Regions from separate parts of the Mus musculus genome. Here region 2 is linked to region 1. A link is a loop called in an ENCODE intact Hi-C map of the cell type or tissue named here. Cell type or tissue: heart. All regions are shown on one strand. Each heading gives the region's core, and the rest is flanking DNA. Links, peaks and the distances in the headings are about the cores only. Region 1 holds the start of Synj2 (synaptojanin 2). Region 2 overlaps Synj2 (synaptojanin 2).

Region 1 (2,500 bases), core at 1-2,500:
TGCCTGTCTCTGCCTCCCTAGTGCTAGGATTAAAGGTGCCGGCCACCCTGCCCAGCCGAGTTTGCTACACTTAATGTTACACGACTTGCATGGGGTGGTGATCTCTCCACTGTATAAAGAAGCTGTGGAGAACCAACCTCCGAAAGCCATGCGCCACTCTTGGTCTTAGCACAGCAGAATGGGGCGGGCGGGCGGCAGAGGAACCCAGCTGTTAGGGTGGCCTGCTGGAAACTTGCGGGTGAGGACCTCTAGAGGCATCACACTAGGAAAGGATGCTCCAAACGCGCCCAAAGGTGCTTCCAGTTCGACCTGGCTGCGTTCTCCCTTGGCTAGCAGACCAATCCTGACCAACCCGACCCAAGGACCAAGAGGCCTTGCCTCGAGTTGCTTGAAGGTTGCAGATCACAGAATACTCATCAATGCTGAGCAAGAACAGGCACTGAGATCCTCAGGTGGGGGTTCCTCACCTGTCACTCTGATAGGCGAGGCCATGTGCATCTCAGCGAGGTCAAGGTCATGTGGTAAAGGGGATAGCAGGGAATAGATGTCTCATCTCTCGGACACAACGCAACACCAGTTTGGGTCGCACAGTGAATTAAAGTCTTCGGTAGAAGGCAGCATTTAAAGAGTGTGTCAGGCACACACACACACACACACACACACACACACACACACACACACCACTCACAAGAACATACTCAATCACCACGGTAGTTTCAGAGTGAAGGCCACTTTGCGTTTCTGCAGTTCCATTCAGGGAGACTGAGGCACAGAACCCAATGGCCCCATCCGGGGTCTCAGGCGTGGGGGTGGGGTGGGCGTGGGAAGAAGTGCTGCGCCGGACAAGCGGTGGCGGCAGGGGTGGGGTGGGGGGTTGCCAGCCCTGCTCAGCCCTCAGCCCCCAGCTACCCATATAAGGCCGCGGGAATCCGGGCAGGGTCCGGGCTCCTGAGGCTCTCCGCGGCTGCAGCCTCCTCCGCGGCGAGGAATGTGTGGAATCTCCTTCGCCCGCAGCCGCCCCCAGCAGGGAGGACCGTCCCGGAGTACTGAGCCCTGGCGAGCTCAAGCCCACCGGGCGCAGTCTGGGTTCCCGCTGTGGCTCGCAGGTGCCTGCCTCGCCGCTTGGGGGAGCGCGGTCGTCGTCGGAGAGGCTGGGCGGCAGCGCCACCTCACCTGCTCGGGGCAGTGCGGCGGGGCCCGGGCGGAGGAGGAGGAGGGAGGGAGGGAGGGGGAGGAGGGGGTGGAGGAGAAAGGAGGAGGAGGAGGAGGCTGTCGTGGTGTTAGGGGAGGAGGAGGAGGAGGAGGAGGAGGAGGAGGAGGAGGAGGAGGAGGAGGAGGAGGAGGAGGAGGAGGAGGAGGAGGAGGAGGAGGAGGAGGAGGAGCCGTGGGCACTGGAGCCCGGCACAAAGTGAAACTCCTGGTAGCCGCACACCCTCGGGCGGGACCTGGTCCCCGCTCTCCTCTGCTCCCCGCGCCCATGGCTCTAAGCAAAGGGCTGCGGCTGCTGGCGCGGCTGGACCCCACTGGCCCGAGCAGCGTGCTGTTGGAGGCGCGGGGCCGCGGCGACTGCCTGCTCTTCGAGGCCGGCGCAGTGGCCACGCTGGGTGAGTGCCGCGCTCCCCGTGCTCCCCACTTGGGCAGCAACGCCGGGGAGGGAGGGAGGGCGGGAATTAGTGAAGGCGAGCGACTTCGCGGAGACCTGAGAACTAGGGGCGCTCGGTTCCCCGACAGGGAGGACCCCGGCGGCTTGGGGATGGCCAGGGGCGCTTGTCCGCGGGAGTACTGGGTGCGGGGGACACCAGAGAGCTGGCACATTTGGCTGGACTAAGCGTCGCGCTCGCCTGAGGGCGGGGATGTCTCGGGGGCGCTCTTCCTGGGGCTTGGGTGGCAGGCGTCTGTTCTTGGAGAGCCAACTGGCTCTGATTTCCGCTCCTGGTGCTCAGTGCCGAAACCTAGCATGTTCTGGACACTCTGAGGAGGGTGCCCTGAGGAGGAGTCCACCTAGTGCTCCCATGCTTGTGCACCTGTTGAATACACCAAAGCAGCATTGCCTTGCCTGAAGGGATGACACGTAGGCACCAAAACAGACTTTGAGAAACGTCGATGGCACCCTTCATTTGTCTCCTATAAATACTCCATCAGAAGCAGGAGTAGAAGCAAATATACTCTCTAGTGACTTTATCTTTATGCTGGGTGTTAGGTGAGGGCAAGCCATTGTATTTCATTGATTGACTTCAGAAATTGTGAGATCAGCATTGTGCTAAGGACTTTAGAGACAAAATCTTACACAACCTTTGCAGTTTTAGCTCGTAATAAAGATAAACAAACTGGGGCCTAAAGAGGCTAAGACACTTGCTCCAGGCAACACAGACTTGTGTGTGGCTATTTTGGTGATGTCATGCGGTGCATGCCTTCCTGGTAAGTCCAACTTCCGGATCCCTAGTTTTGTAATTGACATTTGCAAGAAGATCTAGGTAGCATAAAGCCAGCAGTCAGATAG
Region 2 (7,824 bases), core at 3,260-5,759, 53 kb after region 1:
TACAGGAGTGTGGGTTAGAGTTTACTTAGAGAGGCATGAACAACTCAAAGGCAGCTGCATTATAGGATGCCTGCTCCACCATGGGTGAGAACTTAGGAATGCTAGAGCCTTGCAGCTCCCTGCAATACTTGCAGGCAGGTCACAGGTCAGAGTCTCCTTTCCTTAGCTGTCCTTGCTGGTTATATAACCTTAAGGTGGGAAGGGACCTTATGATCTGTTAAGTTTCAGGGACTTCCTGAGATTTGTGAATTGTTTACTCCTGGAATCTTACGGAGTGTCTGTTGAGAACTTTCTGAGTTTTAAAGAGCCTCCCCCTTCAGAACTTTCTGAGTCTTTATGAGCCACCTCCCCTCCAAGATAGAATGTTTCCATTGAGATGGAATTGCATGTAACAGCCTAGTGGAACACTGGGCCTAGGGAAAGTTCCTTAGTACTTGGCTCTGGGTACAGCATTTGTAGAGCCTGGTAGGGTGACCCAAAGGTGTTACCTGCTATTTTGCAGGAACCAGCTATTGCATGTGCCTCTGCGGCAGCACCAGGTGAACTGTCATAACTGGTTGCTGAAAGTCATCTGTGGGGTGGTGACCATCCGCACAGTATATGCCTCCCACAAGCAGGCCAAGGCCTGTCTCATCTCTCGCATCAGCTGTGAACGCGCAGGTGCTCGCTTCCTCACCCGTGGTGTGAACGATGATGGCCACGTGTCCAACTTTGTGGAGACAGAGCAGGTAAGTACCCAGGCCTGTCCCTGACACAGAGCGACTCAGAGTATCAATGTATCTTACAAATGCATGTTTTCTTTTTTTTTTTTTTTTTTCAATTTTTTTTTTCCATTTTTTATTAGGTATTTAGCTCATTTACATTTCCAATGCTATACCAAAAGTCCCCCTTACCCACCCACCCCCACTCCCCTACCCACCCACTCCCCCCCTTTGGCCCTGGCGTTCCCCTGTACCGGGGCACACAAAGTCTGCGTGTCCAATGGGCCTCTCTTTCCAGTGATGGCCGACTAGGCCATCTTTTGATACATATGCAGCTAGAGTCAAGAGCTCAGGGGTACTGGTTAGTTCATAATGTTGTTCCACCTATAGGGTTGAAGATCCCTTTAGCTCCTTGGGTACTTTCTCTAGCTCCTCCATTGGGAGCCCTGTGATCCATCCATTAGCTGACTGTGAGCATCCACTTCTGTGTTTGCTAGGCCCCGGCATAGTCTCACAAGAGACAGCTACATCTGGGTCCTTTCAGTAAAATCTTGCTAGTGTATGCAATGGTGTCAGCATTTGGAAGCTGATTATGGGGTGGATCCCTGGATATGGCAGTCTCTACATGGTCCATCCTTTCATCTCAGCTCCATACTTTGTTTCTGTAACTCCTTCCATGGGTGTTTTGTTCCCACTTCTAAGGAGGGGCATAGTGTCCACACTTCAGTCTTCATTTTTCTTGAGTTTCATGTGTTTAGGAAATTGTATCTTATATCGTGGGTATCCTAGGTTTTGGGCTAGTATCCACTTATCAGTGAGTACATATTGTGTGAGTTCCTTTGTGATTGTGTTACCTCACTCAGGATGATGCTCTCCAGGTCCATCCATTTGGCTAGGAATGTTTTCTACCATGAGTACCAGAGGCTCTGATTTGTGTGAGGTTTTTGACTGTGACTTCTTCCTGTATGTGCAAAATTAGAGGACAGTTTGGAACTTGCCTCTGGCTTGTATGGTCTGTCTTTTTGTTTCATGACTCATTCTGAAAAGACAGTGCTTATGTGTATATGTGTGCATGGATGCATTTGAAAGCCTGAGGAGCTCTGAGTGTTGAGCTCACCGACTTGACAAGAATGGCTGTCTCTCAAGCCCTAGAGATGCTCTTGCCTCTGCAGGATTACAAGCTCGTGCCTTTTAATAGGCTGGCTTTTATGTAGCACCTCAGGATTGAACTCGAGTCTTCAGGCTTATGTGAGAAGCCCTTTATCAACTGAGCCATCTCCCTAGCCCTTCTAATGTATTTTAAGCAAAAGGATTCAAGAAAGGACACCATAGCTGTAAAGAGTACCCACCTTCTCCAGGAGCAGCTGACAAGCCAATAGGGGTTGAAAATCTTTTTAGGATGAATAAAGAATTCAATAGAATAACGGGAGAAGAAACTTATTTAAAAAAAAAAACTACATCAGCTAAAGCTTCATTCTGGAAGGATGTTAGGGCTTGGGGACCTGATCATGTGTGACAGCAGTTGCTGTTAGTCCCTATGGAGAAGGGCCATCTGTAATACCTCCCTAGGTTCTTTTCTGGCTTCTGCTCTCATCCTGGATGTTAAAGTCCTAACCTCCTGAAAGATGCTGTCTCGCATCTGTTGTTTTGTTTTTTTTTTTTTTTGCTCTGACTTGCTCCCTGAGGGTAGTGCCACCTTGCAGAATAGCACCTGGGATCAGCTGCAAAGAAGGAAAGCTATAGGGAGGGAGGCACGGGTCCTCTCTGAGCAGCAGGCGCCCTGTGTGTTCCTGTAGGCGCAGCCTGGCACACACAGTGTGGCTGTAAGAGGCACCCTTCCAGGGCACCAGTTGAAGTCAGCACACATGTGCACACCTTCCCCCAGCACAGGAGAAACTCTGCATGCTCACTTAACAGTGGCTCAAACCCGTGTGGGGGCCCAGTTTGCAGGAGCGCTGTCTCCTCTCAGAGGTGCAAAGATGGAGGCTCCTCATGGGAGTTAGAGGGAAGTTGGGGCAGGAGCCTGCAAAAGATCTGTGGGTAAAATTACTATCTCAGGGGAGAGTTGCTTGCCCTCCTGAATGTTGACAGTGCTATTAAATAACTATTTTTATGGTTGAAAAAGGAGAGAATACTTCCTCCCACCATGAAAGCCATTTTCACTTTTCTTGCTCATGTCTTCATGGTGACAAAGACTTCCAAGGTCATGTCCACCTTCTTTACCTCCACACCTTTATCTGGTATCACTACCCCTCACCCTCGGTATGTTCTGATCTGGGACAGAGTTCTGGTGTTTTTGAGCAGGTCAAGACACCACAGGTAGCAATGTTGATATTGCATGGCTCCCACAAAGCCTGAACTTGGTACCAGAACCAGATTCCAGAGATCATCTTTGGGTCAAGAAGGAATCCTCAGCCCAGTCTGAGGGAAGAGGGCCATTTATTTGGTCCTGGTGGTGGTAGTTCCCAAATGTTTAGGTTTTGACCAGTTGGGAAACACTATGGTCTTTTACCATACCTTACAAAATAGGTCTTTAGGGTAACAACTGCCCTGTCCTATAAGATGGACCATATCAGAGGACTTTGTGTGGGTTTCCTGGGACTGCTGTAATAAAGTGCCACACACTGGGTGGTTCAGACAACAGGCATTTGTTCTTCCCATTCTGGAGGCTGGCCGGTTAAGATCAAGGTCAAAGGGCCTTCCATAGTCTCTTGAAAAATCCCACTGGGAGGATCTGCCCTTGTGTCTCCCAGCTTCTGTAGTTCCGGTGTGGCTCACAGGCCATCATCCAGTCCCGGTCATACTGGATCAAAGGGCTCACTCAGCTTCCTCCAGGGTGGGCTCACTTATCCAATTATAAGAACAGAGGTTCTCTATCTAAGCAAGGTCACAACTGGAAATGCAGGAGGTTAGGACTTTTTCTGTTTCTGGAAGGGACATTAGGGTGTAATTGCATAAAGCCATCAGAAGGGTGCTTTGACTGTAGGGTAGTGTCCCTGTGCTATCTGTTAGTCTCACTAACACTGCCAACACTGCCTCAGGCTGGGGCTTTTGCTCTGGTTGCATCATGCAGGGTACCTGGTGACTCGTATGTCCTGTTACCCCATGCTACTTGTTACGGCTCAAGATCAAGAAACCCCCCCACATCTCCCAGGTCTCCACTTGGGGGCAGCCCACCCAAGTAGGCCTTAGAGATAGGAACAGCCTACCCACACTCTCAGGGATGTACAGCTAGCCTCAGTCTGTTTCCTGATGCTGTCACACAGTACCACATCCTGGGTATGTTATAAAGAAAAGAGATGTATGTTGGGCTTATAATTCTGGTCTAGAGTCAAGGGCCCACATCTGGTGCTGGCCTTGTTGACCAAGTCCTGAGATTCAGAGCACCATATGGCTAAGTGCCAAGCAGTGCGTAAGAAGCCTGGCCAAAATGGCTTCTATTTGAAAACTCATTCCTAAAATAAACCAATAATCCATTAATTTAATGAAGGCAGTTGCTAATCACCACTTGATGACGGGATTAAATTTCAGTGTGCTTTTAAGAGGGACAAGCTATAGAAGCTTTCTGATTGATTGCTTGGGGTTGGGAGAGGGATTTCTTGGCTCCCATAAACCTTTGTGGTTTTCCCAATTTGTATTTTTTAAAATTCCCCTTTCCTCCTCTGGGCCACATGGCTGTTTCTATAAACTTGTCACTGACCTTGCTCCCTGAAGCAATCACTATTAATGTGCAGACACTCCCATCTGCTGTCCACCAGAATAATAGGTAGCTGAGAGGATATAACTTAATCCCACATGACTATTTTCACCAGACATATAACTGGGCACGAGGGCTGTATAAACCCAGAGCAGTTCTTTGTTGAACATGTATAGTTGAAACTGCTAATGACAACTGAAAAGCAAGCTATTGGGTTCATAGACAGAATCCACTTGTGGGCCTGTTAGTCCGTGAGTGCCTACACTAATTCTAATTAGTCCCCCCAGTTCTCAAGACCATAGTTTTGCCATGCCCAAGTGGGATTCCCGTCTGAAGTAGCATAGGATACTTTCTGCCTCTGGCATGCAGGTATTGTACAGTGTGTGTGTGTGGTGTGTGTGTGTGTGTACATATGTGTGTACATGTCTATACATATGTACACACGTTTTGTGTTCATGCATCTGTATGGCGTGTGCATGTATATGTTATATATGTTGTATGTTTAAGTTCATACAACACGTGCTTATCTGATGCTTGAATATTTATGTATTGTATGTGTATTGAGTGTTCGTTATGTGTGTTATACACTTGAGTGTGTACTTACACTTATGTGGTGTGTGCATACATGTCGATGCATGTGGTTGTTGCCTCTTGTGCTTCTTAGGAGGAGGGCTGGACTCCTTTCTCAGCTCAGCTGTGAGTCATACTCCGTGGCTCTGTCTGCTTCAGTGACTCAACTCTGCAGAAAAACAAACCTCACAGCTCCTCAGCCTGTCAGCAAAAGGGTGCGTGATAAATATTTGGCTCTTGACAATCAGGCCACCATTTAACCACGGGAGGCTGGATTGACTCTGCGTGTCTTCCTAAGGTGCCGGTGTTTGTAAACAGTGCATTTGGAAGCAGAAGCCTGGAAGAGCCTTTCCTGTGGCATCTCTTTCTTCCTTTTTCTGGCCCTGTTCCCATTCTTAGCCCCCCATGAAAGAAGCTGCTTGGGGAGGTACAGTACCAGGCCCTCTGTGGTGTCAGCACTGGGATTCCTGCTTAATTCTCAGGGTTATAGCTCTTCCTAGCGTTCCTTCCCTATCTTGTCTGGTCTTGCCTTCTCCCCACCCCAGTTCCTGCATCTATCCTACCTGCCCCAATGTCCATCCCTACCTAGCCTTCCTGAGTGAGGTTTCCCAAGTGGCCGCTCCAGGCCAGGGGAATATATCTAGCATTACTCTCTGGGTACCCAAGTGACATTTAATACCCTTGGAAAGGGGATCGGGATGAAAGTGGTTCAATTAAGTACCCAGGCCACACTGCTGGGCTCATGGGCCTTCCCCAGGGCCCTGTTTTCTCCTGCATCATTCTCCTTCCTCTCCAGGAGCCCTGTGAAAATGGCACCTGAGAAAGAAGCAGCCCACAAGTGTTCAGGCCATTCATTCATTCAGCATAGAGGTGCCGTGGAACTCCACTGTGTTGGTTGCTGGGTTACACCCTGGGTGATAGGGTAGGAGACCCATAGATGGTTTTTCTGAGGAGAAAGAACTCTTGCCCATGGAGAAGGGGTCCCAGGAACAGCCTCCTGCACAGCTGAAAGTAGTGTTTGAAGCCCAAGGTCTTCATGAAAAGCATGAAAGTCCTTAGCTTAGGTCAGATTCTTGCATTGCAAATGCTTGTCTTTATGTTAGCATGTTAGCTAACTCTGTTTGTCAGGGACACTGTCTGTCTTGTGTCTTTCATCTCAGGGAGGGCAGGCCTTCCTGCAGTGGAGCAAATAGAATACTGGAGAGAGCTCATTTGCTGGTAGCCAATACCTGAAACATAGCGTCTTCCCACCCTAGTGTATTTTCCTCTGGAGACAAAAGCTAGAATTACAGTTGACAACATAGATACCAGGCTCATGGCGTTCCCGTGGTCCAGAGAACCTCGGGTCTCATTGTCCAGTCCCCTCCCCCTGGAGAATTACTAATGCATGTGTGATCTGAGCATGATCTAGCCCGTGTGGAAAACCACCCTGTCAGAGAGCCGACCGGTGAGCAATGGAAAGGACTCTCAGTGGCGCCTGTGGTGGCCCTGCCAGGCCAGGGTAGGGTTGCACAGATAAAGGCCACCATCTGATAACCACGGCAGCCATCCCCGTGCCTGCTCAGGCCTATATTTTTGTGTCCTTTAAACTCTCGTCTGCTCCTCTGTCGTTGGAGGCAGGTAGGCCACTACAAAACTGATCAGCAGGGGCTACTATCTTAATTTAAGTATCATTTAGTCTTACAAGAGGTCTGTATATTATAAAAGCTATTGTGTATATATTAGCTGGTGGCATGTTTGATAACAGAGTGGCTCAGGGTCAGGACTACAGACAAGTTCAAGTCCAACCTTGACTTGAGCTGTCATATTCAACAGAGGCAGGTGCTGTCAACGGGACTCTCAGGAGAGCTGATTAATTTGGTTCATTCCTTTACCAAAGCTCCTTAGTTATTGAGCAGGCAAAAATAGAGCCCTCTGCAAAGGTCTAAGCTAAACCGCCACCACATTTGCTTCTGGTTCTAAAGAGGGAAACGGAGGCCAGGCTCTTCAGGGAAGCAGATAACGTGATGAGGTAGGAGTGAGAATTCCTGCGCACACCATGTCTGTGTTCAGACCCCTCCTCAGAAATCCAGGCACTAGCCAGCATGCACAGCTGTCTAGCCAACAATGAGGGAGCCGCACCAGCCCAGCTAGGTAGGTGAGAGAGCAGAGGGCACCGAAGTCCACCGGCTGCCCTCCAGGCTGGTGTCGGGTCACAGGCACCAGATCCCGTTACAGCCCAGGACGTTCAGTTTCATTGACGAGTCCATTTCTCTCTCTGCTTCCCTGTGCTGCAGACGATTTACATGGATGATGGAGTATCGTCCTTTGTCCAGATCCGAGGCTCCGTTCCGCTGTTCTGGGAGCAACCAGGACTTCAGGTAGGTAATTTACACAGAAGGCTTTCCACTGTGTCAATGTACCTATGGTCTCTTTCTGTAGCTGGAGTTTCTTTAAACATGTTTCTTACATGGCGTTGTTTATGGTCTTGTTCTTTGGCCCAATTGTGTTGAGCCAAGCTAGAGAGAGAGACAGACAGGCAGACAGACAGACAGACACACACACACACACACACACACACACACACACAGAGAGAGAGAGAGAGAGAGAGAGAGAGAGAGAGAGAGAGAGAGAGGGAGAGAGAGAGAGAGAGAGAGTTTAACAGGCACACTGGGTGTCGTTTGGTCCTGAAGCCATGTACATATTATCTGTTGACCTTGTGCAGTGAGGGCTATATTGAGGAAATGAACGAGAATGCTTGGGTGAGATTGGTCTAAGTGGGACCCTAAGTTGAGCCTATTGCTAACATATCTAGCAGCTGGAAATCCTCTGGAGGGCTCGAGAGGGTCTGCCGAGCCCTTGGTGGCTGGCTGCATC

What was found. A loop is a pair of places that touch in the nucleus more often than their neighbours do. Peaks named below come from ENCODE experiments on the same cell type or tissue, not always from the same donor. Only the 100,000 strongest peaks of a DNase experiment are listed, where the experiment ranks them.
Region 2: it touches region 1 in a loop (5-fold over the local background); 11 of 42 quality-filtered maps call a loop at or near these places.

What each region holds. Positions count from the first base shown.
Region 1 is chr17:5,939,974-5,942,473 of GRCm38, forward strand. Synj2 (synaptojanin 2) reads left to right here and starts at 1,307. Exons shown (of 27, transcript NM_001113353.2): 1 at 1,307-1,604. The coding sequence starts at 1,478. In heart, for the core only: a CTCF peak has its summit at 1,097; DNase peaks (open chromatin) are centred at 308, 1,128 and 1,518; H3K4me3 peaks cover 1,911 bases; H3K27ac peaks cover 1,561 bases; H3K27me3 peaks cover 362 bases.
Region 2 is chr17:5,989,634-5,997,457 of GRCm38, forward strand. Synj2 (synaptojanin 2) reads left to right here. Exons shown (of 27, transcript NM_001113353.2): 4 at 503-728; 5 at 7,245-7,328. Among named protein-coding and RNA genes, the nearest start is that of Gm35525, 5.3 kb to the left of the region's middle. In heart, for the core only: a CTCF peak has its summit at 4,449; a DNase peak (open chromatin) is centred at 5,248; H3K27ac peaks cover 354 bases.